Regions from separate parts of the Homo sapiens genome. Here region 2 is linked to region 1. A link is an interaction called in ENCODE POLR2A ChIA-PET data of the cell type or tissue named here. Cell type or tissue: OCI-LY7. All regions are shown on one strand. Each heading gives the region's core, and the rest is flanking DNA. Links, peaks and the distances in the headings are about the cores only. Region 1 overlaps RBFOX2 (RNA binding fox-1 homolog 2). Region 2 has its middle 34 kb from the start of APOL6.

Region 1 (15,723 bases), core at 4,320-12,319:
TAGAGACAGGGCCTGACTATGTTGTCCAGGCTGGTCTTGAACTCCTGGGCTGAAGCAGTCCTCCCACCTTGGCCTCCCAGATTGGTAGGATTACAGGTGTCAGCCACCACGCCTGCCTATTATCTTATTTTAAAAAGATTATTCCAAAAGTATCTGTGATAGATCCTTTCTCACTTTTGCTGTTTAAAATGGGAAGTAACAAGCACTATGGTGTTAACCTACACTTTCTATGAAGGTTCTACATATTAGTATTGGTCCTTATTTGATTCAAGCCAAAATTTCTATCCTAATTTTTCTTAAGTTCCAATAGTTTATATAGGTAATATAAAAACTGGTTTTTATATTTGTTTATTTATTTTTGAGACAGCATGTCATTCCTGTCACCCAGGTCCCATTGCTCAGGCTGGAGTGCAGTGGTGCCATTGTGGCTCACTACAGCCTCAACTTTCTGGGCTCAGGTTTTTCTCTGCCTCAGTCGCCTGAGTAGCTGGGACTACAGGCTCACACCACCACACCCAGCTAATTTTTTGTATTTTTAGTAGAGTTAGGGTTTTGCCATGTTGCCCAGGCTGGTCTCGAACTCCTAGGCTCAAGGGATCCTCCCACCTCAGCCTCCCAAAGTGCTGAGATTACAAGTGTGAGCCACTGTGCCTGGCAGAACTGGTTTTTAAAAAGTGGTGTGATATGCTGTGTTGGATATTACGTTGGCAATTAATCATATCTAAAAGTGTTTATGTCTTTTGTTTGATAGTCATATTTTGTTTTTGGCTAAGAGGATTCAAGGGAACTTCCTCTGGAGGTAAAAAAGAAAAAATTTAAAAAAATTTTAAATTGTAGAACTGATGGTCAAATGGAAGATGGGAGCCCTTAATTTTTTCTTCATAAAATAGTTTTCAAAGAATGCTAATTTTAAAAAGCTAATCAAACTTACTTACAGAGGGCCCATCTCTTTAAGTTCTGGTAACCCTTACCAAAGCAACAATATTTAGTTAGTATATTTAAGAAACATGAATAACAAATTAAAAAGGCTATTACAAGGTGGTTTCTGCATACTGATTTTGTCCTATGGTGTGAGCAATTGTGTGTCTAGTAAACGCAAAGAATACATTGTAAAGCCCATACAATGATTTGGTAACTCCAAAGGAAGAAATACATGATATAATCATTACAAACATTAGGTGTCATCACTTTATGGCATTCTGGGTGACATCAAAATATAAAACTGCTGGCAGATGTACTCATATTATTCTGGATTTCAGTGCCAAGTAGATTTTGTTTTCATTAAACTTTGTTTTGAGATAATTGTAGATTCATGCAAATGTTTCAAGTGTGGTATTTGATGGAATTTTGACATAGGCAAACTACTTGTGACACAATCACAGGAAAGGTAGTGAATATATCTGTTAACCTTAAAAGGTTCTTTTCTTTATCATTTTGCCACATTTGCTGTACTATTCTCTTTTTTTCTGAACCATTTGAAAGTACGTTTTAAGTGTGTGTGTGTGTGCATGTGTGTGCATATAAAATCCCTTCAGTCTTAGATAATTTCATATTTATTTTCTAAGAATAAAGGCGTTTTCTTACATAACCACAATGCAGTTATGAAATCAAGACATTGAACGTAGATACTGTTACACATTCTGTAGGGCTCCAAGGGCTCTCTAATTCTGTGATATTTCTTGGATGGGGATGTTGAGACTCCTGGTTAGAGCCTGGCCAGGGTAGAAGTGAAGGCTCCTCACTTGGCCTTTCCTGGCGTGAGTGGGAGTGAAGTGGTATTTGGCTGGATTAAGGCAGCCTGCATGTTTTCTGTCTTGCTAGGCCACCCCTTTTCTTGTTCTTTGGCTGAGAGGAGCCTTTCACTGGGGGCTTTTTTTTGTCAGTGCCTGTTGGTGTTTCTGGGTCCTTTAGTTGCAAGTCTGGGCTACATGAGGCAAGAAGAAAACCCAAGGAACTCACCACCCTGTCTAGTTTTCTTGCTTCTTTCAACCTTTGAGGAGTCATCTTATGTTTAATATATGAAATGTCTAGGGTTTTAAATTGTACTTAGTGGGAGGGATAGGGAAAAGTATGTGTATTCCATCTTCCTGGAAGCAGAAGTCTGTAGTTTTGTTTTATGTTAATTAAATAATAGTATGTCTATCAAAGAGATGCATGTGTGTAAATTAATGCATAAATATAAATATTCCAAGATAAATTGTTTGAAATTAATAAATATAAATGAGTTTGAAAATTAATGTATGCACTTTCAAAAAAATGGCGTATATATTATGTTCCAAATTGCCTTTCTGTGTTTATTTTAGGAATTAAAATTCTAAGAATCATAAGACTACAAAGGTATTTAGGAAATACATATTTAATTATGCAGTTTGAATAAACCTTCACGTTGTCTTTTCTGGTATACCCCCAAAAGTCTTTTGTTATTGTTTGCTTTTGATTGATGGCAGGTTTTAAAAGCTTACCCCTAAACCAACCTTTTGAGAAATTTTACTTAAAATATACTATTTTTCTAGTTATTAAAATGTAATTATCAATCTGTAGCATATGTAGTTCCAGCTGGATCTCTGTGTCTTCTAATTTATCCCCAGTGCATATCCATCTTAGACACACTGGCTACAGTGTGATAGCCAATATTTGGCATGTTGTTGCTTATTGTGTTAACAATTTTAATTTTTTTCCTTGATTTGCTGTTATTCATGGCATAGCTGCCTTTTTTTTAGCTAAAGAACAACACAACAGTCCTTTATCTGAAACTCTGGAAGCCAGATATGTATTATCATTTGGAATCTTTTGGGTTTTAGAAAGAATATGCAATACATGTACCCTATATTAGGCTAACCACCAGTATTTGGGTAAGAGGCAACACTGTGTAATCATACTCATCTATTTGCAGCTAAATGTTTTTGAATATTCACACCATAATATTGTTATATCCACACTAGTTTAGGTCACATTTGTCACTAAGTGAATCCCTCTTCTATCAAAGTGAATCCCTCTTCTATCACCATCAAAAAAAAATAATAATAAAGATGGGGGAGGGGAAAAGGATGGTGAAGAAAGAAACTTAGTTTTCCAGGCTTTTTGAACGCTGGAATTAAAGATACGGGTTTTTGGACCTGTGTAGGTAGGGCAGTCACCAAGCCTAGTCAGAGGAAAAGCCCCTGTTTAGTCCTGAACTCCTCAGTGTTTAACTGAGGAATTGGTGCTATAGGCCTGGTGTTACCAACTATGATTGTTTTCAATATAAAACAAAAGTGGCTATTGATTTAATCCTGTTATATGGTGTTGATCTTAAAAACTCATTGGATTCATACTAGGATTTAGGGTTTAATCCTGTAAGGATCATACTAACTTTCATCTTATTTATCCTAAATCCCTCTTTAATCTTATTAATCATGCCAGGCTTTTTTTCCAAGGGCCGAGATATACATCCATCCATCCATCCATCCATGTATGTAGTATATATTCATACAGTTATTTTTCCAAAGTTATCTATCTTTCTATGAAAGAGAAGATCAGTTTTCTCAAAGAGAGCCAAAGACCCATGAATACTTCTGCAGAGTAGCATTAGTATTGCAAGGATGACATCAGTTCTGTATTCTTAAACCTAAGATTAAAGTAGGTCTTGGCAGGGCCTCCTGAGAGGGAATCTAGTCTTAGCCTTGGATTTCCTGAGAAGGCATATGGCACTCTTCTGAAAGTGGGATGTTATTTCAGTTTAGAAGCTCTTAGTCAAAAAATATTGGATGAATTAATTGCAATGGAGACACTGCTTTCTAATAGTGGAACAAAAAGTCATTTCTTAGCTTTTGACCTTTGCCCTGAACTGGTGCTGTGTGCATTAGGAAAAGAAAATACACATTTGGTCTTAAGTCACTGTTTCTACTTTGCACAATATAACTGATTCAGACCTTGTGCTCTGTTTCTTTCATTTCTCAAAGGATAATTGTCAGTGACCATCCTCTCCAAGCAATCAAAGTAATAGATCCTAAGTATAAGTTATTATTTTTCTTATTTCTACTTTTGGGGGTGGGAAGTTTGAGAATTAGATCAAAACTTTTATTGATTGATTCAGCAACCAGTAAACCTGTACCAAATGTTCACCTTTGGGGCCTCACATGATTATGTTCCCTCTAGTTATTGGGTGGTGGTTGTCATCATTGTTTTCAACTGATTTGCCCACATTATACAGTTTTGACCTGGACTGAGTAACTTATGTAAATTCCTTAAATTGCTATATTATAGTGGTTTCAGGTCATGGGGAAAAAACCCTGGTAGGTACTATGAACCCTTCTATGTTTATTTCACTTATGACTTAATTACTCAGATTCCTAGATATAAAAAGTGTAGCAAAACATTGTATTATGAGTTAAAATAAAACTGGCTTTATTTTTTGATATTTTATGTTCAGCTGTACTTTATTTTTTCCAAGTGAAATAGGTAAAAAGGTCTTTTATGCATATATGATTATGAATGTTTACTTTGCATATTAATTTAAAAGGAAATTAAGAGAATATGTTTGCAAAAACAGATGAATCATTATTAATGAAAATCATGTAATGCTGACACTGATCTGAGAAGCAGAAGAAGTTTTTACCAGGATCTAATTGTATAAATGGGAAATTTAGGGTTAAGGAACTCACTTTAGGTGTTGGAGTAATTGTATATATGCATGCTTTGCCCGAAGTGAGGAGGGGCAACTTCGATTTCTAATCCGCTTTGGGGGAAGTTCCATATCAGAGCTGCACAGAAACATTCAGTGAAGCAGCTCCTTTATCATAAAGGGAATTTTAATTTAAAAATATTCTTGCATCGTGAGCAGGGTAAACGACAGCTGGCTACACTGGGCATTTATCTCCTTCAAACCACATTACCAGTAATTGCTGCATTAAATCAAAGTCAGAAGAGATTACAGGTCTGAATGGATCAAGGGGCTAGTGCTAACCCAAGGATTCCCACAACTGCTACATTGCTGCTCTTAGAGCCCTGTCTCTATCCCCAGTAGGTATGAGAGTCAGGTGCAGCTGTCAGATTCCTGACAGCTCATCTGTAAGGCATGAGCATAGTGAACACAATCCAAGAAGAGGGGCAGGTACACGCTCAAGACACCCTGGCCGCCTTTTTGGATTAGCTTTTTATTTTGAACGCAAGAGAATGGCTTCTTATTGTTTTTCGGTACTGTTAAAGAGAGAACATGTTGCCTGCTTTGTGCTTAAGGAAATTTGCTTTGGCATAAAAATCACTTCAATTTTCTCTCCTCCTTTATTTATTGATATTCCCTTCTTGGTCAAGGGTAGTCTTCTCACTTGATTTATGTTACAGAAATGTAACATAAATTTACAAAAATAACATAAATATGTTACAAAATAACAAATATTTGCAAAAATAACATATTTTGTAAAATGTTACAAATATTTACAAAATAACAACAATATGTTACAAAAATAACGTAAATGCCCTGTGCTAGGTATGGGTAGGTGCTCTCCCCTGCCCCCCAGCTGACTTTTCTCCTCCTAACACAGTTACCTAGTTCTTTATATGCTTTCTGCCTGCTGTTGAGGCCACTTATTCCTCAGATATAGATTTAGCTTCGTAATTCAGATAATTCTCAATCTCTTTTAAATGTCCTTCAATTATCAGAGATAATGATGATGACGACGACAGCAATGACGCCGATAACATCAACTATAATTTAATAATCAGTATATGCCAGGCCTATTCATATATCAACTGATTTAGTCATCACAGCAGCCCCATGAGATAGGTACTATTATTATCTTCTTTTTCCAGACGAAGAACTTGAGGCAGAGAGGTGTTAAATAACTTTTCTCAAATTACACAGCTAAGAAGTTATGGAGCTAAGATTCGAATCAAGTAGCCTGGCTTAACAGAGGCCTGAACTCTTACCCACATGTGATGTTGCTTGTGTACTACAACCAGGTACTCTGCTAGGTATTAGGGATACTTTAAGGAAGAAGGTGGACTATGTAGTACCTGCCCTCCTGAAGTGGGAGAGACAGAAACGATGATATGTCTGGCAAAGTGAGGAGGATGTATGCACGTGCTAAAGGGGTTCTCTAGCAGGGGGCTAATCTAGACTGATCAGAAGGAATTTGCTACCAGTCTTCCTTTTCAGAAGACCTTTTCTGTAGTGTTTTAGGGAAGACGGATGCCTTTCCCCCATCTCCTTTTATCATTCCCCCCCCCCTCCAAAGAAAATAACTAACCCTTCAAAAATTCATTGCATTAAGTGGGACAAGAATTCATTATTTTAATTTTTTAACAACTCGATGGAGGTATAATTGATATACAATGAACTGCACCTATATAAAATTAATTTGTTAGGTTTTGGCATATGTATATACCCGTGAAATCACCACAACCAAGATAATTAACATATGAATCATCTCCGTAAGTTTTCTCATGCCCCTTTGTAGTGCTCCCAATATGCTCTTACCTCCCCAGCACATCTCCAAGCAACCGCTTATCTGCTTTCTGTCACTATTGATTAGTTGGCAATTTCTAGTATTGTATAAAAATGGACTCATACAATAAGTACTGTTTTGCGTGGCTTCTTTCGCTCAGCATAATTATTTTGAAATTCATCCATGTTACTGTATATACTGGTGGTTCATTAATTTTTATTTCTAAGTAGTAGTAATTGTGGATATATGACAATTTGTTTATCACTATTACTTATCTGTTGATGGATATTTGGATTGTTTCCAGTTTTAGGCCAGACAAATAGATTTTTTATGAGTATTCATATTCATATTCTTTATATGTTCTTTTTTCTCTTGGGTAAATAGTTAGAATAGATAGATCATATGGTAGGTGTGTGTTTGAATTTATAAGAACTTGCTAAACTGTTTCCACATTGGTTATACCATTTTACATTCCACCAGCAGCATATGAGACTTTCGGTTCCTCCATAGCCTTGCCAAAGCTTGGTATTGTCGAAGTCTTTTAAATAGGTATGTAGTGATATCATACTAATAGGTTCTAATTTCCTAGTGAATAATGATACTGAGCTTCTTTTCATGCGCTTGTTTACTATCTCATTTACCATCTTCTTTTAATCAGGTGTTCATTTTTTTTGCCCATTTTTTAAAAAACGTGGGTTGTTTTGTTTCTTATGGTTGAATTTTGAGAGTTCTTGTATATTCTGAATACAAGTCCTTTATCAGGTGTATACTTTGCAAGCATTTTCTCTCAGTTGTGGCTTGTCTTTTTATTCTCCTCACAGTGTCTTTTGATAAGCAGAAGTTTTAAATGAAGTCCAATTTATTGTTCTTTTATGGATTATGTTTTTAATGTTATAGCTTAGAAATCTTTGCCTAATCCAAGGTCACAGAAGTTTTCTCCTAGAAGTTTTACAGTTTTATCTTTTACATTTTTAGGTATGTGGTCCATTTTGAGTTGTTTTGTATTTGGAAAGAAGTATAAATCTCGTTTCTTTTCATCCAGTTGTGTCAGCACCATTTGTTGAAAAGACTGTTCTTTCTCTACTGAATTCCGTTTGCACCTGTGGATCTATTTCTGGACTTTCTATTCTGTTTCACTGATCTATTTTTCTCTCTTGACACCAGTATCATACAGTCTTATAGGGATGTGAGTATTATGGGATCTAGCAGACTTCAGAAGAAATGATAAGTGTTACAAACATCAGGTATAGCATTCGATTTCAGTACAGGCCTAGAGAAAAGATAGTCATAATCTTTAAAAACCCTTTATTTGAATAGTGGAATGAAGTGGAGAGATATACTGTGTTGATAGTCAGAAAGACTCAATTCTCTCGGATGTTAATTCTCCCCAAAGTGATCTGTAGATTCAGTGTATATCCCAATCAGAATCTTAGCCAGATATTTGTAGAAATTGACAAGCTGATTCTAAAACTCATATGGAAATGCCAAAGACCTAGAATAGCCAAAACAACTTTGAAGAAGGAAAACAAAGTTGCAGGACTAACACAGCCTGATTTAAAGCCTGCAGACAGTGTGGTGTTGGTGTCAGTATTGAGGTTTACATCTTCATGTTATGCAATGAAATTGTGTCAGTTAGGTTTTGCTGTGTAACAAACTTTCCCACAACTTAATAGCTTAACAAAGTGTTAATCATTTATTTGCTCAGAGTTCTGCGGGTCAGGAGTTTGGGTGATTGTTTTAGTCTTGGCCGCATTTGCTGAGCCTCAGTGGTCTAGGATAACCTCACTCTCATGTCTGGCAGTTGGCAGGTTAGTTGATCTGGGGGCTCAGCTGGAGCAGTTCATCTGTATTCCACTTGCTCTCGTCCTTCACACTTCTTCACACAGTAGTGTCGGGGTTCCAGAGAGTAGCAAGAGAGGGCAAGCCTCAGTGAACAGGCACCTGTCAAGCCTCTGCTTGTGTGATATTTGCTAATATCCCCAAGACCAATGTGAGTCACAAAGCTAAGACCAAATTCAAGGGGTGGAAGAAACAAATTCCACTTCTTGATGGAGGAGCTGTGAAATATTATGACCAATTTTTTGTAGTTCACCAAAAAGGTATTATGAGTTAGTTGAGATAAAAGTTATTATGGAGAGAAAAAAGTTTTGTTGTATAAGATAATGTATGTGAAATTATTTTTAGGTATGTTTCCCTAACAGTATTAGAATATTTAAAATTATTTCCTGCTCTGAAAGTTTTACATTTTGCCCCTTAACCTTTATATATTGTCTTGTAAATTTAAAGTGAATAACTAATGGCTAGGCACAGTGGCTCATGCCTGTAATGCCAGCACTTTGGGAGGCTGAGGTGGGTAGATCACTTGAGGTCAGGAGTGTGAGACCAGCCTGGCCAACATGGTGAAAACCCTGCCTCTAACTTAAAAACAAAAAGTGAATAACTATTGTCCTATCCATTTACTGATTTATGAATGACACTTTTAACAAAACTGCTAATTCCTTGCCTCACAGTTTGTATGCCATGTCTCTCATTCCAAAACAGAAATGCATATCAGCCATTCCATGGTTTACTCTGTTATTACCCATACTTCCTTTCTGTACCATGTGTCATGCAAAGGAGTGTTTCCATACTTAACTATGATTTGCTATTTTCTGGTAGGTATAATTTAAAGATTTCCATTGGTGTAGAAAGCCTTACAATTTTCTCAGTACCTTAGAATCAATAGAACTCTTCCATGGATATTTTTAAATAGGCTTTTGACTTTTTTTGGGTATGCTGACCTGCCTGCCTTTCTGTAGGTATGGCTTCATGTATGCTATGCTGTTTTATGCACTTGAAAAGTTGTTCCACTGCCTCAAAGCTTCCCACCACCACCCTAATCCATCTAGAAAACTCCCGCTAGTTTTTTTAAAGTACATTTTAAGCATTAATTGCTTGTGAAATATTTCTGGGTTTTCTTCACCCTGAGAAATTAGATGGTGGTGGTGGTGGCTATAGTAGCAATTGCTGCTTTATTTTCTCCCAAGCCATATTGGAATAAGCGTGGCATTTATCGAATGGTATTTTGGTGTGTATTATTTTCTACTTTTTCTCCCCTGTATTTTCAGCTCTTGAATAGTTTTTGCTGTTTGTAGGCCTTCATGCAATGTTGAAGATATCATGATTGAATGAATATTGACTGACTAACAAATTAGGGATGGTCTGTATGTGGTGATTCATTCAGTTACCTCTGATTTGTAGTTTGAATTTATTGCAGACCTTCTCTTTTCATATACTGATGAGCATATACTGTATAAACTGTTTTAGCTTAATTCTTTTTTTTTTTTTTTTTTTTGAGACAGAGTCTCACTCTTGTTGCCCAGGCTGGAGTGCAGTGGCACGATCTCGGTTCACTGCCACCTCCGCCTCCCGGGTTCAAGCGATTCTCCTGTCTCAGCCTCCTGAGTAGCCAGGATTACAGGTGCCCACCACCACGCCCAGCTATTTTTTGTATTTTTAGTAGAGTTGGGGTTTCACCGTGTTGGCCAGGCTGGTCTTGAACTCCTGACTTCAAATGATCCACCCACCTCGACTTCCTAAAGTGCTGGGATTACAGGCCTGAGCCACCGTGCCTGGCCTTTAGCTTAATTATTTGTGAGAAATAGGAAGATGGATGGACAGGTTCTATCCTTAGAGAATTCATCTAATCAATAAAATAAGTATGTCTAAAAACAAATAGAGAATGCCATATAAGTTCAGAGGAAAGAGAAATCACTTCTAGTTGGAGGTAATCAGGAAGAGCTTTGTGGAGCAGATGGCATTTAAGGTAGCATTTTTAAGATTTGGGCATTTTGAAATGGGTAAGAAAACATGATCAAAGGCACAGAGGCCAAAACCAAACAAAATAAAGTAAAAATTCTCCTTGATAGAGGCAACTGTGGGTAGTTGAATGTATCAATAATTGGTTTTGTACTTTATTGCCACTTGGAAATCAAGTATCCCAATAGAAAGTTTGTTAAAATTTATATGCAGGCATTTTGTCTATTTTTCATTCTGACCATGAGTTTATCAGGTTTGCTACCATTCTTTTTACTCATATTACTAAAACAGTGCTCTGAAAACTCTTTAACTCTTGTTTGCTAAATTCAGTCATTTATTTCTAAATTCTCATTTTCTTTAACCTTTCTAGATTTCTACTTGGCATTGTTATATATTCACCTCTGATATCAATTTATGAAATACCTTCCCTAGTATAAAGGATGTGAGATCGAAGAAAAGAAACAGATGTCCTCTGTATTCCTGGCTTTTGTGAATAGTACACGATTATGCTTAATCTTTTTATCCTCTGTTTCTATTTCTGCCTTCTTGAAGCAAGGATTCCTCAAGGTTCTATTTTCAGCCTTTGCCTTCTATCTGTCTGTGTCTCCCCTCCACCTCCCATTTTTCTTTTGTCTCTACTTTTCTTTTTTTGGAGTACATGGTTGATGTATAATAAATGTTACAGACTGCATCAGTGTGGGAGAGGAATCTCAACCCCATTATGGCCATGGCTATTTCTCCTTTTCTCTTTGATCTTCGTGTCTAACCCTGACCTCTCCTCTAGCTGTACCTTCAACCCCGAGTACCTGTTATACCTTCTCTACCATTACTTCAAACCAGTTTATGCTTCAGATTTGTCTGTATTAGCAGTGTTATTCTTATTTGGCTAGTTAGCTAGAATTAGAACCTTTCTCTTATACCCTACATGTGGACAGTCTTCAATTACTGTGGATGTTGTCTTCGTCATCTCTTATATATCTATACCTTCTTTATTCCTACTGCTAATATGTATTTTTTGCATTAGTCATCTGTAACCTCTTGTAATGGTAGCTGCTAATTGGTTTCCCCACCTTTAGGTTGTTCCCTTTTTCATTCTTACCTGCAGCCACCAGAGCCATTTTCACAAAACGTTATTTATGTAGCACTCTTTTCCTCTTGCTCAATCTTTAAAGATCAGATCTGAAATACGTAGCAGGATGTCCTAGTCCTTCCATAGTGAACCTACCTACTTTTCTTGTCATTTGCCACCACCTACCCATAGTCAAGTAAACTGGTCACACAATCCCTTAGTCAGTCAGTCTTGCATATTTCTTTCTCTTTTTTTCCTTTTGGAGACGGAGTCTCGCTCTGTCACCCATGCTGGAGTGCAGTGGTGCAATCTCGGCTCACTGCAACCTCTGCCTCCCGGGTTCAGGCAATTCTCCTGCCTCAACCTCCCGAGTAGTTGGGATTACAGGCGCACGTGGCCACGCCTGGCTAATTTTTTGTATTTTAGTAGAGATGGGTTTCACCGTGTTGCCCAAGCTGGTCTCAAACTCCTGAGTTCAGGCAATCCACCCGCCTCAGCCTCCCAAAGTGCTAGGATTACAGGTGTGAGCCACCGTGCCTGGCCCAGTGTTGCATATTTCTAATGACATATTTTGCCTGCATATATATCTTCCTCCTCCACCCCCTGTCCCATCCTCATCCTTCCAGCTCAAGCCCTAGCTCTTTTGCTCTTTTTTTTTTTTTTTCCCCTCCTGGCCTCTAGAACTGACCTATCTCTTTTTGAAGTTCTGTCTTACCCTGGTGCACAGGGTAATATAGAATCTTTGGAACCTTCTAAGAATACTGTGACTAAAACCAAATTTATACCTCAGGCAGAAATCTCGGCAATCTTTGCTAAAGCATTCTACCCTGAGGCATAGCTAATATCCTTAAACATTTGGCAGGATTGTGGCATGGGCAGAAGGGAAAGAAAAAGAGAGAAGAAAACAGGAATGAGAGAATAGGAGAGGAGGAAAAGAATCTTAAATATTTTCTGGTTAATTTGATTGACTGAACTTAACCAGTGCTTGCTAAGTCTTGAGATCCCAAGGGTTGTATGTCGGTGTACAGATAACACTACAGCATCATCAACCATGTCCTCTGGCATGAGACTGATTTACCTTATCCTTAGCAAAACTTAAACCTTACAAATCTCATGATAATTTCTAAATATCTCACTCTTAAATACGAGGTCTATTTCTAGGTCTAGATTTTGAATAACTAGGTCTGTTTCTAAGTCTAGGTCTGTTTCTCCCTGATATCATTAAATTTCTGTTCAACAGACATTCTAAGTGTGCTAAGTGTTGAAACTTTTTTTTTTTTTCTTCCTGAGACAGAGTCTCACTCTGTCTCCTAGGCTCGAGTTCAGTGGCACAATCTCAGCTCACTGCAACCTCCACCTCCTAGGCTTAAGCAGTCTTCCCACCTCAGCCTCCCGAGTACCTGGGACTACAGGCATGTGCCACCAGGCCTGGGTAGAGATGGAGCTTTGCCATGTTGCCCAGGCTGGTCTTGAACTCTTTGACTTAGGCAGTCCGCCTGCCTGAGCCTCCCAGTGGGCTGGGATTACAGGTGTGACCCACTGTGCCCGACCCAAGTGTTAAAACTTATGTTGAAAAATGAATTGGGGCTGGGCATGCTGGCTCACACCCATAATCCCAGCACTTTGGGAGGCTGAGGCAGGTGGATCGCCTGAACTCAGGAGTTGAAGACCAGCCTGGGCAACATGGCAAAGCTCCATGTCTACAAAAAAAGTTGAAAAAATTAGCCAGGAGCCATGACATGCGCCTGTAGTTCCATCTACTTGGGAGGTTGAAGTGGGAGGATCCTTGAACCTAGAAGGCAGAGGTTGCAGTGAGCTGAGATTGTGCCATAGCACTCCAACCTGGGTGACAGAGTGAGACCCCGTCTCAGAAAAAAAAAGTGAATTGGTATTGCATGTCTTTGCTAAAGAGATGTATGGAAATATACATGAAGGACTATTTTCTGAATTCATGTTTTTTATTGATCAGGACACATGAACTTTAATACTATAAAAGCATCCATAATATTGTAGAGTGTAAACTTGAAAGTGGAATAGATTGGCATCATCAGCCAATAACTCTTGAGTTTATTGTGGAAAATTAGTCTTTTTATTTCTAGAATTTTTGAGTAAATATATTATTTAAAATTTTAAGGAAATACCCAGTCTTTTCTGATGAGGGAGGGGACTCAGGAGTAATTTCTGAGTTGAAAATATTTTCATTTTTTGTTTCTATTTTTAAAATCATTTTGATAAATGGGAAAAATACTGAAAGAATGATGTTGAGCTATTGATCCATGCATGGAATTTCTTTCTGTTAATAACTGAGGCTACATTATTCTGAAGAAAGACCATATCAAGAAAAGAGAGAGAAACCTTTCAAGTTTATAATTTGATTTTTTGTAGTGTGTTTTGTCTTATAGGTAAAAGATTCTCCTTTTTTTTTCCATCAGTATTATTTCAAATTTTGGTTTGACTAAGTTATTAGTCTTCAAATTATAGCAATTAAAAAAATTTTACAGAAAGAAATGGGTAAAAGGCAAGATAAAGTATAAGAGTTATAATTCAAATATTACATTATTTTGACATTTTTCTGAAGAGCTGATGATTTAAGCTATACCTGGGCATGGTTTCAGCAGAACCTAGGTGAGATATCTTAATCATATATCTAAAGATTAAGATTCTTTATTGTGTATATCCTCTAGTCTTTTTTTTTTTCAAGAGACAGGGTCTTGCTGTGTTGCCCAGGCTAGAGTACAGTGGCATGATCATAACTCACTGTAACCTTGACCTCCTGGGTTTATGTGATTCTCCCACCTCAGCCTCCGAAGTAGGTGGGAGTATAGGCACATGCTGTGTGCCACCATACCCAGCTAATTTTTTTGGGGCGGGGCTATAGGCAGGGTCTTAATATGTTGACCAGGCTGGTCTCAAACTCCAGGCCTCAAGCAATCCTCCTGACTCAGCTTCCCAGAGTGCTGGGATTATAGGCATGAGCCACTGCTTCCAGCCTATATCCTCTAGTCTTAAATGAGAGTTTATAGTTATCACATTATGTTAGGTAAAGCAAATGTGGTCGTATTATTATTATTATTATTATTAGAGACAGAGTTTTGCTTTCGTTGCCCAGGCTGGAGTGCAGTGGCACAGTCTCGGCTCACTGCAACCTCCGCCTCCCAGATTCAAGCAGTTCTCCAGCTTCAGCCTCCTAGGTAGCTGGGATTACAGTCATGCACCACCATGCCTGGCTAATTTTTTGTATTTTTAACAGAGAAGGGGTTTCACCACATTGGTCAGGCTGGTCTCGAACACCTGACCTCAGGTGATCCACCTGCCTTGGCCTCCCAAAGTGCTGAGATTACAGGCGTGAGCCACCGTGCCTGGCCTAGTCATATAAATCAGAGACCATGGGAATATTAATAATTTTTAAAGTACTTGTATTGAAAGTAAAATCTGTTTTGGTTCCTTTAAACTTTTAACAAATTATAGGAGCAGTTAATGCTAATTTAAATGTGTATGAACGATTGGAAATTTATCTCTAAATTAGTAAGCGAAAACCAGCCACCACCCCATTCCACCGCCTGGAGGTACTAGTTTTGTCTTAATGGCTACACACACACACACACACACACACACACACACACACACACACACACGTGTGTATATATATGTATATGTATGGCATATAATGGTATGTGTATATATAATGTGTGGACATATGGCATATATTGGTGTGTATGTCAACCAATACATTACGTATATGTGTATACATATACATACATGTCTAACTTATATGTGACTTAATAAAAGCTTAACTAATTACACAATAAATTTTTTAGTTTTTTCATTTTATTTGGAGCACTGCTTTTCAAAGTCTAATTACATACATAATTTATTGATTGATGTACACATAGATTCATACATGCATGCATACCCCTATATAATTTCATTTACAAATATAGAACTATAACACATTATTAAACAACATAATATTTTTCTTTCTTTCTTTTTTTTTTTTTTTTAGACAGAGGCTCACTTTGTTGCCCAGGCTGGAGTGCAGTGGTACGATCTCGGGTCACTGCAACCTCAGCCTCCCAGGTTTAGATGATTCTGCCACCTGAGCCTCCTGAGTAGCTGGGATTACAGGCACCCACCACCACGCCCGGCTAATTTTTGTATTTTTAGTAGAGATGGAGTTTCGTCATGTTGGCCAGGCTGGTCTCAAACTCCTGACCTTAGGTGATCCGCTCGCCTTGGCCTTCCAAAGTGCTGGGATTACAGGCATGAGCCACTGTGCCTGGCAATTTTTTTCATTTAATAATGCATCAGTCGTATCTTTTCACCTTGTATGTATAGTCTAGAAGAATTTAAATCTTTCTCTGGAAATTGACTAGGCCTTCAATAACATTTGGGGATCACTTTCATGCTTAAATTATGTCAGTTGTTTTAGGA
Region 2 (15,723 bases), core at 4,782-12,781, 180 kb after region 1:
TGGGTTCAAGTGATTCTCATGCCTCAGCTTCCGGAGTATCTGGGATTACAGGCGTACACCACCACACAAGGCTAATTTTTTTGTACTTTTTGTAGAGAGGGGGTTTCACCATGTTGGCGAAGTGATCCACCTACCTCGGCCTCCCAAAGTGCTGGGATTACGGGTGTGAGCCACCACACCTGGTCATCTATTTTCCTGTTTCTTTTTAACAACTGCCCAATTTGGGTCATTCTCTCAGTCGGACTCAGAGTGTGACCCACTGCTTAGCGCTACACTCGGTTTCCACATGTCTTTGTCTCCATGGCCGTCTGAAGACTGTGAAGCAGAGTTTCAGTAGGCTTTTTTCTTTTTTTGACAATTCCAACTGAAGCAGTTTTTGTTCCTCCATCCTCCTGAGATCATGTGATGAGTCAGTGGCTGCTCACAAGCATTTAAGACTCTTGAGAGAAGCAACATATAGGAAATGTTATCAGTAGGACTAATGACAGGATAATGCCAAGAGTTTGGAAAGTACCCTGAAACTAGGGTCCCCAAGAGCCGAGATTTAATCTCTTGATTTAACTAGATCAGTCGACGGTATTTCCCACGTCTGGTGGAGCACCTGGACCTGGCCTTTTATATTTCTAAAGATCCCAGATTTGGGCATCTATTCCTGATGTATTCATATAGAAATAGCATTTGTTTTTTCTTCTTCTGGTGTGGCAGTTTCAATCCGATGGGTGTTCCCGGCTTGCAGCTTGGATGTCTCTGGTGATATCATCAGGTTTCTGGTGAACTTTCTGTGTGGCCAACACAGCCTCAGGCACCAAGGTTGTCCAGGTATAAACTGTTGTAGCAATTTCTCTGAAGTCTCTATGAAGTCATCCAGCTCCCATTCACAGGGCTGTAAGGCTAAGAACAACCCCAGTTTAATGGGTTCAACAGTGTGATTTAAAAGTTATCAGACACCTGTGCTTGAGTCTTTTTTTTATGAATCTCTTGAAGTTTTGTGTCATAGCGATTTGCAAGTGCTTTCAGGAAAGCATCAGAGTAAATGATAACTGCTTGGTGGATGAAAAAAAAATTAAAATGGCCATGGTTAATGATCTCATGAGAGTTCATCTGAATTTTCATAAGAAAATTTAGTTATTCATGCGGTATATGACATTTTAAGATAACTGGAATTAAAGCTGATAACATTATACCAGGATATATCAGATTTCTAGGAATTTCATACAATTTCTGGAACACTTATATTAATAACATATAGCTATACAAACATAACATGATACTATATAACAAATAGCATCCTTTCTTATTTGATAACATAAAACATAAAAGTATAAAATACCAGAAGAAAATGTAGGACATTTTTATAATGTTGGATGAATAAAGGCCTTTCTTAGCATGGCATGAAATCCAGGTACCTAAAGGAAAATGTCTATGTCACATTTTAAAACTCTGAATAGAAAAAAAAAAAAACTACAAGGAAAGTAAAATGGCAAATGACTGACTGAAGAATATATTTGCAGTACATGTGACAGACCGTGGGTTAATATGCATCATATGTAAAGAGTGTCTACAAATTAACAAGAAAAGTATAGGCAGACAGAAAGAAAATGGACCACAGATCTGAAAAGGTGTGAGGTGTGGTAGGGCATGGTCAGGCTTGCTGCACTGAAACCTCAAGTGGGTGCGATGGTGCAGTAAGTAGTGGGATGTGGTGGGATGTACCTGTGATATAGAAGCATTCCCTTATATGTCACAAGAACGAATCTTTTTTTTTTTTTTGAGATGGAGTCTCGCTCTGTCACTCAGGTTGGAGTGCAGTGGCGTGATCTTGGCTCACTGCAACCTCCGCCTCCCGGGTTCAAGTGATTCTCCTGCTTTAGCCTCCCAAGTATTTGGGATTACAGGCACACACCACCACACTCGGCTAATGTTTTTATATTTTTGGTAGAGATAGGGTTTCACCATGTTGGTCAGGCTGGTCTTGAACTCTTGACCTCAAGTGATCCACCCCCCTCAGCCTCCCAAAGTGCTGGGATTACAGGTGTGAGCCACTGCACCCAGCCCAAGAATGAATCTTGAATGCCGATCAACCCTTGACCCCAAACTAAAATATTGTAAAACCACAAGTTCTGGCTTGCTCTGATCTCCTCTGAAATAATGGATTCTTCACTCCGTAGGGGCTGCTGAGAGCACTACACTTCTGGCAACCTCCTCAGGAAACCAAGGGAGATAGGCAAGCTACACTCCCTTCCTGGCATGCTTGATTTTGCCAAGTACAAGTGCAGGCAATGACATCAAATGTTTCACCTCTCAGACGGCAAAAATGCAAATGATTGAGCACCTCGAATTTTGATGACAGTGTAGTGCAAAAGGCCTGTCCACACGTTACTGATAGACATGAGAATCTGGCAATATCTATAGATATTTTGAATGCGAATCCTCTATCAGCAGAATGGCATGTGGATTAGCTTGAGAAACTAGAGACTAACACATCTATGTCCTTCTCAGCCCAATTAGACAGAATCGAGTCATTTTAACCTTAGGGACTGCACTAAGAGTGCCAGTTACAGGATTTATTGCTAATGATTTATAGGGCTCCAAATGACAGTGCTTACAAATCTATAGATTCTTGAAGAGAAAGGAGCACTCTACAGCTAACATTAAAGTCAGGATGTGTGCAGGGCATGGTGGTGCATACCTGTAATCTCAGCACTTTGGGGAGCTGAGGTGGGAGGATTGCTTGAGACCAGGAGTTCGAGACCAGCCTGAGCAACAGAATGAGATTCCCATTGCTACAAAAAATTTAAAAATTAACTAGGCCTGGGCTGAGTGCAGTGGCTCACGCCTGTAATCCCAGCACTTTAGGAGGCTGAGGCAGGTGGATCACCTGAGGTCAGGAGTTTGAGACCAGCCTGGCATACGTGATGAAACCCCATCTCTACTAAGAATACAAAAAATTAGCTGGGTGTGGTGGTGCACACCTGCAATCCCAGCTACTTGGGAGGCTGAGGCAGGAGAATTGCTTGAACCCAGGCGGCAGAGGTTTCCGTGAGCTGAGATCATGCCATTGCACTCCAGCCTGGGTGACAGAGGAAGACTCTGTCTCAAGAAAAACAAAACAAAACAAAACAAACAAACAAACAAAAACTAGGTGTGGTGGCACACCCCTGTAGTCCTAGCTACCCAGGAGGCTGAGGTGGGAGGACGCTTAAACCTAAGAGTTGGAGGCGTCAATGAGATATGATCATGCCACTGGACTCCACTGTGCAACAGAGACCAAAGAAAAAAAAAAGAAGAAGATGTGCATCACAGCTATGGCCAGCTCACAGCAAGGGGTCTGGCAGGGCCGGTTTGGGTTTCTATTGTCCTCTCTACTGTATGGTCATGGCAAAATGCACTTCCTCTTTCAGATACAGAACCCTTGGCAGGTGCACAGAGCACCACAGAACTAAGGGGCCCAAAAGAGAGTCTCGGCTGGGGTTTTTTATGTTTCACAGGTCACATACACAAATTCCTGTTACATAACTAGCTTCTGCAGCACAGCTCTCTGGGGGTCTCACCAGGAGAAAATCAGTCTTACTGTTATCAATAAACAATGCTGACAAGTTGGTACAAACCACGCCAAACTCCTCCTTGCCCCCCTGCCTACAAAGCGACACTATTCACCGGCTTTCCTGCCTTGGGCAACATCAGTGCCAGGCAGCAAGTTTAGTACAACCGCTCAGTTTCATTCTAGACATGCTGCAATTCACCCTCAGAGCACAGGAACTAAACAAGGAAGAGGTGTGTTTATTGGGTTTTTGGGCAAAAAAGGAAAGATAAATGCAACTGATTTGTCCCTTCCCACGGTTCCGCATCCCTCATTCCAAATGCAGTACTCACGTTCCGGGCCCGCCCCCTCAGGATGGAGCTCTCAGGGTCATGAATCGGCATTGGACCTCCATGTTCGGTGGTGTGGCTTGTTTTTACAGGTTACTTAATAGGATCCAGGTTGGGTTACGAGCAACCTATAAATAAACCAGATGCGCTCCACAGAGCCCCAGACCCAGGCCAGCTCTTCTGCTGATCATATGCTACCTATCACACGCGCACACTCTGTTTATATCTACCAGACACAGGCCTGCCAAGGCTGTTCCATCAGGACAGAGGAATGGTGGATATCTTTTATACTTTGCCCATCATAATTTTCTTCCTGGAAGTGTGGGTGCACCTCCTTTGCAGAGGTGGGTGCCTGACTCAGCCGGCCTATCCCATGAGTGGATTGCAGAGGTTCACAAACCATTTGGACCTAGCCACTTGGTAATTGAACTGTTCAGTATTTCTGTGACCTAGGGAAGCTGTGAAAAAAATTGCTGAAACACTAAGGCTCTCAGACACTAACTGCAGAACCTCTGCCATGCTGGTGCTTTGGGCAGAGCCATTCCCAGGACTTCTGTGGGAGAAATAGGTAGGAAAGATGGACGCCCTTCCCTCTGGGGCTGCTAGTTAAAGGACAAGGCAAATCTAGATCTCTGATGGTCATCTTTTCCATGTTGTACAAAGGTCATTCCTGGGAAAGAAACCCACGTGGAGGAAAGCAGACCTGAGAGAGACAGGAGTCCTAGGCCAGGCACGGTGGCTCATGACTGTGATCCTAGCACTTTGGGAGGCCAAGGTGGGGGCGGATCGCTTGAGGTCAGGAGTTCAAGGCCTGTCTGGCCAATATAGTGAAACCCCATCTCTACTAAAAGTACAAAATTAGTGGGGTGTGGTGGCACTTGCCTGTAATCCCAGCTACTTGGGAGGCTGAGGCAGGAATCACTTGAACCTGGGAGGTGGAGGTTGCAATGAGCTGAGACTGAACCATTGCACTCCAGCCTGGGCAACAGAGTGAGACTCTGTCTCAAAAAAAAAAAAAAGTCCTAGTATATAGTTGAGCACCTAGAACCAACCTTACCTGAAGCAGGGACATTGCTGGACTTTTCATTTTATGACCTAATTCATTCCTGAACCAGTCAGCATTCCTAGCTGCTAACAAAGTGAACCCAAACTAGCTTAATCAGAAAAGCAATGTATTACCAAATATTAGGTATCTCAGAAGCTCTCTAGGAGAGAAGGAAAAATGGCCTATATACAATCTGTGTCCAGAAGAAACACCCTCAGGAACAGCACCCAAAATCACACTGAAAAGTGGTTTAGTGGGAAGCACTGGTAGGCACAGACAGCTCTGACTTCAGCACCATTGTCACCAACGTGACCAATGCTGGATACACGACTACAGCCTCTTATGCTGTTGGCTCTGGAAACAGGATGTAACTGCTGCCATTATCCCCAGAATAGATTCTGGAGGGAGCTCATGATTTGAAGTCTAATATGGGTACATCTGTTTGGCTGCATCTCTGCATCAAGAGAGGCTGGGAATGAGTATCTGATTTCTGTAGTCAGAGGCTATTGCCACATCCCACCAAGAGCTATAGAGCAGGGAGCGCCCCCAAATGGAGGAAAAGTGTTTACTGGGCAAAAAGAATCACCAAAGTCTACAAAGCCTTTGACTACCCAACATCAGCAAGTACACACACACACACACACACACACACACACACTTAAATAAACAAAACAAAGTAACAGAAAATAATATTTATAAACCCCTTTTAGCCCACATACACACAAAAATACTCTTTTCAAAAGGGGATCAGGACACATCAGTTACTGCATCCAGCTCCAAGTCAGCTTCCAATTCCATCCCAGGGCAGATCACCTATGTCTTCATTCCAGCTTCTTGGTGGCTGGGAAAGTGAGTTTACCGATCAAGTGCTGGGTGGCTGTGATGTTTTACAAATGTCCACCAGAGTCCATGTCAGTTTCTCTCCTCCTCTCCTTCTCTCTCCCTGTCATTCCTTCTCTCCTGTCTCTCATTCTTTCTCTCTCTTTCTCTCTGTCATTCCTTCTCTCCGTCTCTCTGTCTCTCATTCCTTCTCTCTCTCATTCCTTTTCTCCTCTTTCTCGTTCCTTCTCTCTCTTTCTGTCATTCCTTCTCTCCTTCTCTCTCATTTCTTCTCTCCTTCTCTCTCTCATTCATTCTCTTTCTCTCATTCCTTCTCTCCTTCTCACTCTCATTCCTTATCTACTTCTCTCTCCCTCAATCTTTCTGTCATTCTCTCTCTCATTCCTTCTCTACTTCTCTCTCCCTCAATCTTTCTGTCCTTCTCTCTCTCATTCCTTCTCTCTTTCTCTCTCTCATTCCTTCTCTCTTTCTCTCTGTCATTCCTTCTCTCCTTCTCTCTCTCTCATTCCTTCTCTTTCTCTCATTCCTTCTCTCCCATTCCTTCTCTCCTTCTCTTTCTCTCATTCCTTCTCTCTCTCACTCCTTCTCTCCTGTCTCTCTCATTCCTTCTGTCCTTCTCTCTCTCTCTCATCCTGTCTCTCTCTCTCATTCTTTCTCTCCTTCTCTCTCTCATCACTTCTCTCTCTCTCTCATTCCTTCTCTCTCTCTCGCTCTCTCTCATCCCTTCTCCAATCTGCATATAAGGGGACCCATACAGTTCAAACCCATGTTGTTCAAGGCTCAACTGTAATTGTACATGTAGAAAATCTAAAATAATCTACGGATAAGCCATTAGATTATAATAAATTTAGTGGGCTCCCTGGATACAAGGTCAGTATACAGAAATGCATTGTATTTCTTCATACTAAGAGACAAACAATAATAAAATGAAATAAATAATTTATGATATTAGAACACATCAAATACCTAAGAATATATCCAGGAAATAATTTTCATGACACTGAAACTACAAAGCATTGTTAAAATAAGTGAAAGACCTAAATAATTGGAGAGATACTATGAATTGAAAAATTCAGTTTTGTCAAGAATTCAATTATTTTCAAATTGATCTATAGATTCAATAAAACACTAGCAGATATTTTTATTGAAATTGACAAGTTGATTTGATTCTAAAATTTATATGGAAATAAAAACGACCTAGAGTAACAAAAGCAATCTTGATAAAGAACAAGTTGGAAAATTTACATCACAAGATCTAAAAGATTCATTGTAAATCCACAGTAATTAAGAGTATGGTATTGCACAAGGCCAGACAAATAGACCAATGGAACAAAACAGAGAATCCAGAAACAAACTGTATAAGTTCTGTTGGTCTATTTGTTTAACCTTGTGTTTGTACCACCACCTCATTTACAACAAAGGCACCCTGCAATGCAGTAGGAGAAGGAAGGTCTTTGCCACAAATGGTGATGATCAATTAGATATTCATATGGGAAAAAAGTGAAATTTTTTTTTGAGATAAGTTCTCACTCTGTCTCCCAGGCTGGAGTGCAGTGGCATAATATTGGCTCACTGTAACCTCCACCTCCCAGGTTCAAGTGATTCTCATGCCTCAGCCACCTGAGTAGCTCGGATTACAGACACGCACCACCATGACTGGCTAATTTTTGTATTTTTAATAGAGATGGAATTTCACCATGTTGGCCAGGCTGGTCTTGAACTCCTGGCCTCATGTTATCCACCCACCTCAGCCTCCCAAACTGTTGGGATTACAGGCATGAGCCACTGTGCCCAGCCAAAGAAAGTGAATCTTGATTCCCTCCTCACATCACACATAAAAATCAATTGCTGATTATGACAGATTTAAAGCTTAAAATAAAACAATAAAACTTACAGAAAAAATCAGAGGAGGATATGTTCACGATCTAGGGATATGCAAATATTCTACACAACATTAAAAGAACTGATAGATAGAAGAAAACATTTATAACTTGGACTTCACTAAGAAATTTTGTACATTAAAATATACCAGTAAGAGTACACCCGTGTTTATAGCAACACTATTTACAATAGCTAAAAGGAGGAAGCAACCCAAGTGTAAATGTGATAGAGGCAGGAGATGGCCAAATGCTGAGGCAGATAGGAAAGGGTCCCTGGAGAAACTCCGACCCACCCCAGGTTACACCAGATGAAATCACCAGATGTAATCACCAGACACTTTATGCAGATAAGGGAACTTGCACAGGGAGCTTGCCTGGGCATACCCACAGCAGACTGGAGGCCCACATGCCCTGGGGGAATGGGGTGGAGCTACCAGAAATTCACACTTTATGCAGGGGAGGATCCTGACCTCTTCAGCTTGTGTCTAGTGGCTCCGGTATTCAATTTGTGAAATGGAAATCTGCTTGCAGAGCCCCTCTCTTTGCTGAGAGCTTTCCTTTCACTGAGTAAATTCTGCCCACCTCACCCTTCAATGTGTCTGCATGCCTAATTTTTCTTGGTCGTGAGACAAAAACCTGGATTTAGCTGAACTAAGGAGCAAAAACCCTGCATCAAATGGATGAATAGATAAACAAACTGTGGTACAACAAAGATTGGTGCAAAAGTAATTGCAGTTTTCGTTTAATTTTTAACTTTTAATTGCAAAAACCATAATGACCTTGGCAACAACCTAATATATATATCCAATATTAGTTAGCCTTGAGAAGAAAGGACATTTTGACACATGGTACAACATGGATTACCCTTGAAGACGTTATGCTAAGTGAAATAAGCCAGGCCAGGTGCAGTGGGTCACGCCTGTAATCCCCATACTTTGGGAGGCTGAGGCGGGTGGATCACTTGAGGTCAGGAGTTTGAGACCAGCCTGGCCAACATGGCAAAACCCCATCTCTACTAAAAATACAAAAATCAGCTGGGTGTGGTGGCATGGACCTGTAATCCCAGCTACTCAGGAGGCTGAGGAGTATTGCTTGAACCCAGGAGGCGGAGGTTGCAGTGAGCCAAGATCATGCCACTGCACTCCATCCTGGGCGACAGGGTGAGACTCTGTCTCAAAAAAAAAAAAGAGAGAGAGAGAAATCAGTCACAAAAAAAATACTGCATAATTTTGCTCATATGTGGTATTTAGAGTAATCAAATTCATAGGAACAGAAAGTAGAATGGTGATTGCCAGTGTATAGGGGAAGGGGGAATGAGGCGTTATTGTTTAATAGGTAGAGAGTTTCAGTTTTGCAAGATGAAAAAAGTTCTGGAGATAGATGGTAGGGATGGTTGCACAACGATGTGAATGTACTTAATGCCACTGAACTGTACACTTTGTAATGGTTAAAATGGTAAATTTCATATTATATATATTGTACCAAAAATTTAAAAATACATATACCAGTAAGAGGGTATATATCAGTAAGACACTATCAGTTTAGGGACCACCTTGAAATTGTTAGTGCCTCAAGCCACAGCCTGAGAGAAGATATTTATGATAAATATATCTGACAAAAGACTTCAATGTAAAAAAAAAATAAATTCTTCAATCAATAAGAAAAATAACAGAATAAAAATGGGCAAAAGGCTTGGACAGGCATCTCACAAAAAAAGAGATTAAAGGGGCCAATAAGCACATGGATACCAGTATCATATGTCATCAAAGAGGCCGGGCACTGTGGCTCACGCCTGTAATCCCAGCACTTTGGGAGGCTGAGGTAGACGGATCACGAGGTCAGGATATCGAAACCATCCTGGCTAACACAGTGAAAACCCATCTCTACTAAAAATACAAAAAACTAGCCAGGCGTGGTGGCATGCACCTGTAGTCCCAGCTACTAGGGAGGCTGAGGCAGGAGAATCCTTGAACCCAGGAGGCGGAAGTTGCAGCGAGCTGATATTGTGCCACTGCACTCCAACCTTGATGACAAGAGCTAAACTCCGTCTCAAAAACAAACAAACAAACATATGTCATCAAAGAAATATACATTAAAATCACAATCACAAAGATATCACTACATGCTCAGCAAACTGGCTAAAATTTTTTAGGGACGATACAAATGATGGTGAGGATGTGGAACAACTGGAACTCTAACCATTACTGGTGGGAATGAAAATAGATACAATCACTTCAGATGTGTTTATTAAAGCTAAAATATGTACACTCTACAAACTGTAATTCTACTACTTGCTATATGTGCAAGAGAAGTGAGTGTATAAAACTACCAAAACATACTGTATTCATCTGTTTTAATGCTGCTAATAAAGACATACCTGAGACTAGGTAATTTATAAAGGAAAGAGGTTTAATGGACTCGCAGTTCCACATGGCTGGGGAGGCCTCACAATCACGGTGGAAGATGAAGAAAGAGCAAAGGGGCTTCTTACATGGCAGCAGGCAAGAGAGCATGTGCAGGGGAATTCCCATTTATAAAGCCATCAGATCTTGTGAGACTTACTCACTACTACAAGAACGGTATGGGGGAAACTGCCCCTATGAGTCAATTACCTCCCACCAGGTCCCTCCCACGACATTGGGGATTATTACAGTTCAAGGTGAGATTTGGGTGGGGACACAGAGCCAAACCATATCACACACATTAACAGGGATATACATAACAGCTTTATTTATAATAGCCTCAAGCATGTTCATCATTAGAATGAAGAATGCATTTTGGTATATAACGGAATTTCACTGCAGTAAAAAATAATTAACTAAAGCTACACATAACCACACAGATGAATTTCACAGATATATCTCTGAGTACAAAAGAGTACTGTATGATTTTATGTATATGAATGTCAAGGACAAGGAAAACTAATCAATGGTGACAAATCAGAAGAGTGGATATCGCAGGCAGAATAACAGTTTCCCAGAATGTCCCATCTTAATCCCTAGAAACTATAAATATGCTATGTTACCTGGCAAGAGGGACATTGCAGATGTAATTAAAGTTACTAATGAGTTGACATTAAAAGACAGAGATTATCTGGATGGGACTAATCTAATCATACGGGCCCTTAGAAGCAGAGAACATTCCCTGGCTGGAGGTAGAGAGATGCGGCAGAAGAGGAAGTCAGAAGTCTCAAAGTGTGACAAGGACTTGAGTCATTGTTCTGGAAATCATGAGAAGTAGTCAGTTCTACCAATGACATGAAGACACCTAGAAGCAGTTTCTCCCCTGGAGTATCCAGACAATAGCCCAGGCCATCCAACACCTTGACTTTGGTAGTTGGATGCTAAGACAAGGTTGGGCATGGTGGCTCATTCCTGTGATCCCACCACTTTGGGAGGCCAAGACAGAGGGATTGCTTGAGCCCAGGAGTTCGAGACCAGCCTGGGTAATGTGGCGAGACCCCCATCTCAAAAAAAAAAAAAAAAAAAAGGCCAAGATAAGATTGGGAACCCAGTTGAGCTTTACCTAGACTTCTCACCTACAGAACTGTGAGACAATAAGTGTGTATTGTTTTAAGCCACTACATTTGTGGTAATTTATTGCAGCATCCATAGAAAGCATATACAGTGAATATGGACCGGATGGGAATAAAAGGGAGCTGTCTGGAGTGCTGGAAACATTCCGTATCTTCATCAAGTGGTAGTTATGTGGTGGATAAGTAAGTAAACATTAATTAAACTGCACACTTCATATTTTAAAACCTAATTTAAAATAGAAAATGAGCAAAAAATTGATCATCCTTATATTGTTAAGTTACAGCTCTATTGCAGTATGGTCATAGAAGGCAGCTTCTATAATTACTTTAAAAAAATCTTATTGGGATTTTCTTTGTAGATTAGTGCTTGATATATTTTTACAAATGATCCCGAAGCATTTGAAAGAAATTTATTCTTTGCTTGTAAGGAGCAAATGTATGGGTGTAAATTAAGCTTTTAAATTGCTTTATATAGGAGGAAACACTTATTTTGCTTTTTCTTGTTTCTATGTGCTGGAACTTTTATGGGAGCAAAGCTCCCAGCCTCCTGCAGGGAGGGGGTGAAATGTATCTGTTAATCTTTGAAGGAGTGGAGTCATGCCTAGCTTAGCCCTTTCTTCTCAACTTTCCTTAGGATCTACCTACATACAGGAGAGCACGTATTTAGTTCTGCTCCTTCAAGCTGCAGGTGTCAGAGAGACAAGCCCTGTTGGAGAGGCACACAGTTGTCCAGGGTTCCTGCTCCAGGGATGGATAATCTGTCCAGTGGTGGGGTGAAATATTCATAAGCCCACATGGCTCGGAGAGAAGGAACCTCATTCTCTAACAGCTTCATCAGTAATTAAGGCGCTATTTCTATCTCCATCTGCCTAATTCTTGTGTCTATTTCTGGGTTATTGCATGGGGCCAGAAACGTTGTACAAAGAGTGCAATTTAAGGGGCAAAATAACACCCAGAGATTGTGTTGCCTGAGCCTAAATTCCGGCCTTTGGCTTTGGGTTACAAAAGTCATGCGGGGTCATGGACTTGGCACCCACAGAGCTGGGTAGCTGCTGAAAATAGAGCCAGGGTTTTTTTGTTTGTTTGTTTGTTTGCTTTACCGGAATAGCTCTTAGTTGATGACAGCCCCTGTGGCCTTAACAAACAGGTGCAGCTGAGAGAATGAATAAATTACAGGAATGAAAATTTCTGCTTACAAATCTTTTAGGTATTGGTTGCTGGGGCTGGGGAAGTTTTTTTTTCTCCTTTTACAGAGTTTCTCAGCCAGGGCTGTACTCGGTACCTTTAAACTGCAACATGAGTTGTGTTTCACATTTGCTGTAGGGAACTACTGTGGACAAGAACCAGCTTTAAATTGTTAGTGCCTCTTAACCGAGGAGGTGAAAGACTTGTATCCTGAAAACTACAAAATGTTGCTGAAAGAAACTAAAGAAGACATCAATAAATGGAAAGACATACTGTGTTCATGGATTGGAAGACAATATTGTTTAGATGTTAATACTACCCAAAGAGATCAACAGATTCATTGTAAGCTCTAACAAAATCCCAACAACATTTTTCGCAGAAGTAGAAAAATTCATCCTAGAATTTATATGGACTCTTAAGGGACTCTGAATAGCCATTACAATATTGAAAAAGAACAAAACAGGAGGGCTCAGCCAGGTGCAGTGGCTCACACCTGTAATCCCATCACTTTGGGAGGCCAAGGCAGGTGGATCACTTGTGGTCAGGAGTTCAAGACCAGCCTGGCCAACATGGTGAAACCCCATCTCTACTAAAAATACAAAAATTAGCCAGGCATGGTGGGGGGTGTCTGTAATCGCAGCTACTCGGGAGGCTGAGACAGGAGATCACTTGAATCTGGGAGGTGGATGTTGCAGTGAGCCAAGATTTTGGCACTGCGCTCCAGCCTGGGTGACAGAGCAAGGCTCTGTCTCAAAAAAAAAAAAAAGGAAAAAAACACCTGTGGTAAACTAAAGCATTGAACTGTAGAAAATACTGCAGAGGCCTCAAAAATAGTCAAACTCTGTAAAATATTTGAAGAAATTTATTCTGGGCCAAATATGAGTGACCATGGTCCATGACATAGCCATCAGGAGATCCTGAGAACTTATGCCCAAGGTGGTCAGGGTGAAGCTTGGTTTTATATATTTTAGGGAGACATGAGACATCAGTCAAATATATTTAAGATATATATTGGTCCAGTCTGGAAAGCTGGTGCAGGATATAATAAATTCCTCCTCAAAGGTTTTAGCCTGTTAACTTCCTTTAAAATTCAAGAGGGAGAAAATTGTTAAGTACAATGAGTTCTGAGATCCTCTCCAAAAAACCAATGTATCAGTATGTTCAGCTCCCCTGTTCTTTGTTCTCTATTTTAAAGTTTAACTTCCTCATTCTTTATGTCTCCTTGCCCCTAGTTTCAGTAAACAATCCCCTCCTATCCTCTATCACCTGCTCTGTCCCTAGTCATCCTTAGTCACCTGCTCTGTAACCATCCTTCCCGCTGAAAACACTCACCCCACCACTCTGGCTCTTACCCCCACTCTCTTTAAAATAGCCAATTGGAATTAGCTTAGACTGTATGGTCCAACCCTAGCCAATAGGGGAAAGGCACAGCAGTAGGGACTAGCTGCATTAGGAATAAGACCCCCTTCCCCTCCCTTGTCCAGTGTGCTCTTGCCTTTGCTCCATCTGCGAGACGCACCTTTCTATAGAAGTAAATTGCCTTGCTGAGAAAACTTTTGCCTGAGTGCTATTTTCACTTGGCGGCACTGAGCGTTTACTTCCAACATTGGGACAACTTGTTGGGGAGGTGGGTGTTTCCAGTTTATAGGGTTATAGGTAGATTTAAAAATTTTTCTGATTGGCAATTGGTTGAAAGAATTATTAACAATAGGGCCAGGCCCAGTGGCTCAGGCCTGTAATCCCAGCACTTTGGGAGGCTGAGGCGGGCGGATCACAATGTCAGGAGTTTGAGACCAGCCTGACCAACATAGTGAAACCCCATCTCTACTAAAAATGCAAAAAAAATTAACAGGGTGTGGTAGTGGGTACCTGTGGTCCCAGCTACTCAGGAGGCTGAGGCGGGAGAATTGCTTGAACCCGGGAGGCAGAGGTTGCAGTGAGCTGAGATCACCCCATTGCACTCCAGCCTAGGCATAGTGTGAGACTCTGTCTCTGGAAAAAAAAAAAAAAAGTTTTTGGAGACCAGAGCTTTATCTTGCAGACGAAGTCTCCAGATAGCAGGCTTAAGTTCTGTGTTGATGTGAAATGCTGGTTGGCTTTTCCTGAATTCCAAAAGAGAGGAGGGCATACTGAGGCATCTCCGAACTCCCACTTCCCGTCATGACCTGAACCAGTCTTTCAGGTTAAATTTAGAGGGCTCCGACCTGGAAGAAGAAGTCCATTCAGATGGTTGTTGGGGTGGGGGGGCTTTGAATTTTATTTTGGTTTACAAAGGTCTCTCTCTGACTTTCTGCCACTGCCCCCTTCCCTTCCAAAGCAGAGAGAAGGGCTTTCTTTGAAGTTTTCTTGTTTAATTAAGGGAAATTCTGTCCAGAAGGAATGCAATTGTCTTGGACCACCCTCCCTGGAATCTACCTCAACTAGAGAAGATTAACTCATATTGCAGGAGAGGAGAACAATGAAAAGCCACTCAAGACACCAACCTAGATAGACTTTTTGCCTATTTCTTCAACTACAGTAAGAACAGCAAGACAAAAAGTTACAGATCTGTAGGCAAATGAGAAAATTGGAAATTAGAAAGAAAACTCAGTGGGTTGCAGAAACATATGTTATAATGCATATTTTGTAATGCAGCCTTGAGAAAGGGTCCCCAGCAGGTAGTCTAATGACTTAAAGCCAGCATTTCAGCCCCCAAAGCAAGAAAAGCACAGGAAGGAATTTCTATGCCAAAATACCAACAGTTGTCACTTTTAATTAGTGCATTATTTCTTCCTATGTTTTAGTTTCCTGAATTCAAAAAAAATGTATTTAATGTCTATGCACTACTTTCAAAATAGCAGCTAAATCAGATAAAATTAAAAAATATATATTTTTAAGATAGGTGAGCTGGGCAGCCAGGAGAACTCCTACATGTTCTGAAGTCCTGAAGGAGCTTCAAGGATTTGAGTCTTGGGGGCATGCAGAAGGGCTCTCTCCTTCCCACTGGAATGTGGTTGAGCAGGTTCCAGTGACATCCTTTTTTGTGGAGACCCAGGATCCCACCCAGGATGACTGCCAGGGTTGGAGAGGAAGAGAACACAGAGAGGCAACAAGAGGGTGAGTTGATATGGAAGAGAGAACACAAAATACATTTCTCCCAGGAATCCTCCTGTCTTATCATTGGCTCTTACTATAGAAGCTGGCATAAAACAATACAGGCCTACTGAGGACTGACTGTGCATGCAGGTGAGTGAACGTGTTACTGGAAACAGGTCCCCATCCAGACCTCAAGAGAGGGTTCTTGGATCTTGCACAAGAAAGGACTCAGGGCAAGTATGCAGAGTAAAGTGAAAGCAAGTTTATTAAGAAAGTAAAGGAATAAAAGAATG

The links. Peaks named below come from ENCODE experiments on the same cell type or tissue, not always from the same donor. Only the 100,000 strongest peaks of a DNase experiment are listed, where the experiment ranks them.
Region 2: POLR2A ChIA-PET joins it to region 1 with 18 read pairs; 3 of 35 experiments call an interaction of 5 or more read pairs at or near these places.

What each region holds. Positions count from the first base shown.
Region 1 is chr22:35,852,863-35,868,585 of GRCh38, reverse strand. The region is part of intron 2 of RBFOX2 (RNA binding fox-1 homolog 2); the gene reads left to right. Among named protein-coding and RNA genes, the nearest start is that of APOL5, 140 kb to the right of the region's middle. In OCI-LY7, for the core only: no CTCF peak of the experiment used is centred there; DNase peaks (open chromatin) are centred at 4,989, 6,925, 7,535 and 8,335; H3K4me3 peaks cover 3,015 bases; H3K27ac peaks cover 7,263 bases.
Region 2 is chr22:35,674,165-35,689,887 of GRCh38, reverse strand. No RefSeq gene overlaps it. Among named protein-coding and RNA genes, the nearest start is that of APOL6, 34 kb to the right of the region's middle. RefSeq lists an enhancer at 10,076-10,365. In OCI-LY7, for the core only: a CTCF peak has its summit at 5,447; DNase peaks (open chromatin) are centred at 5,427 and 8,247.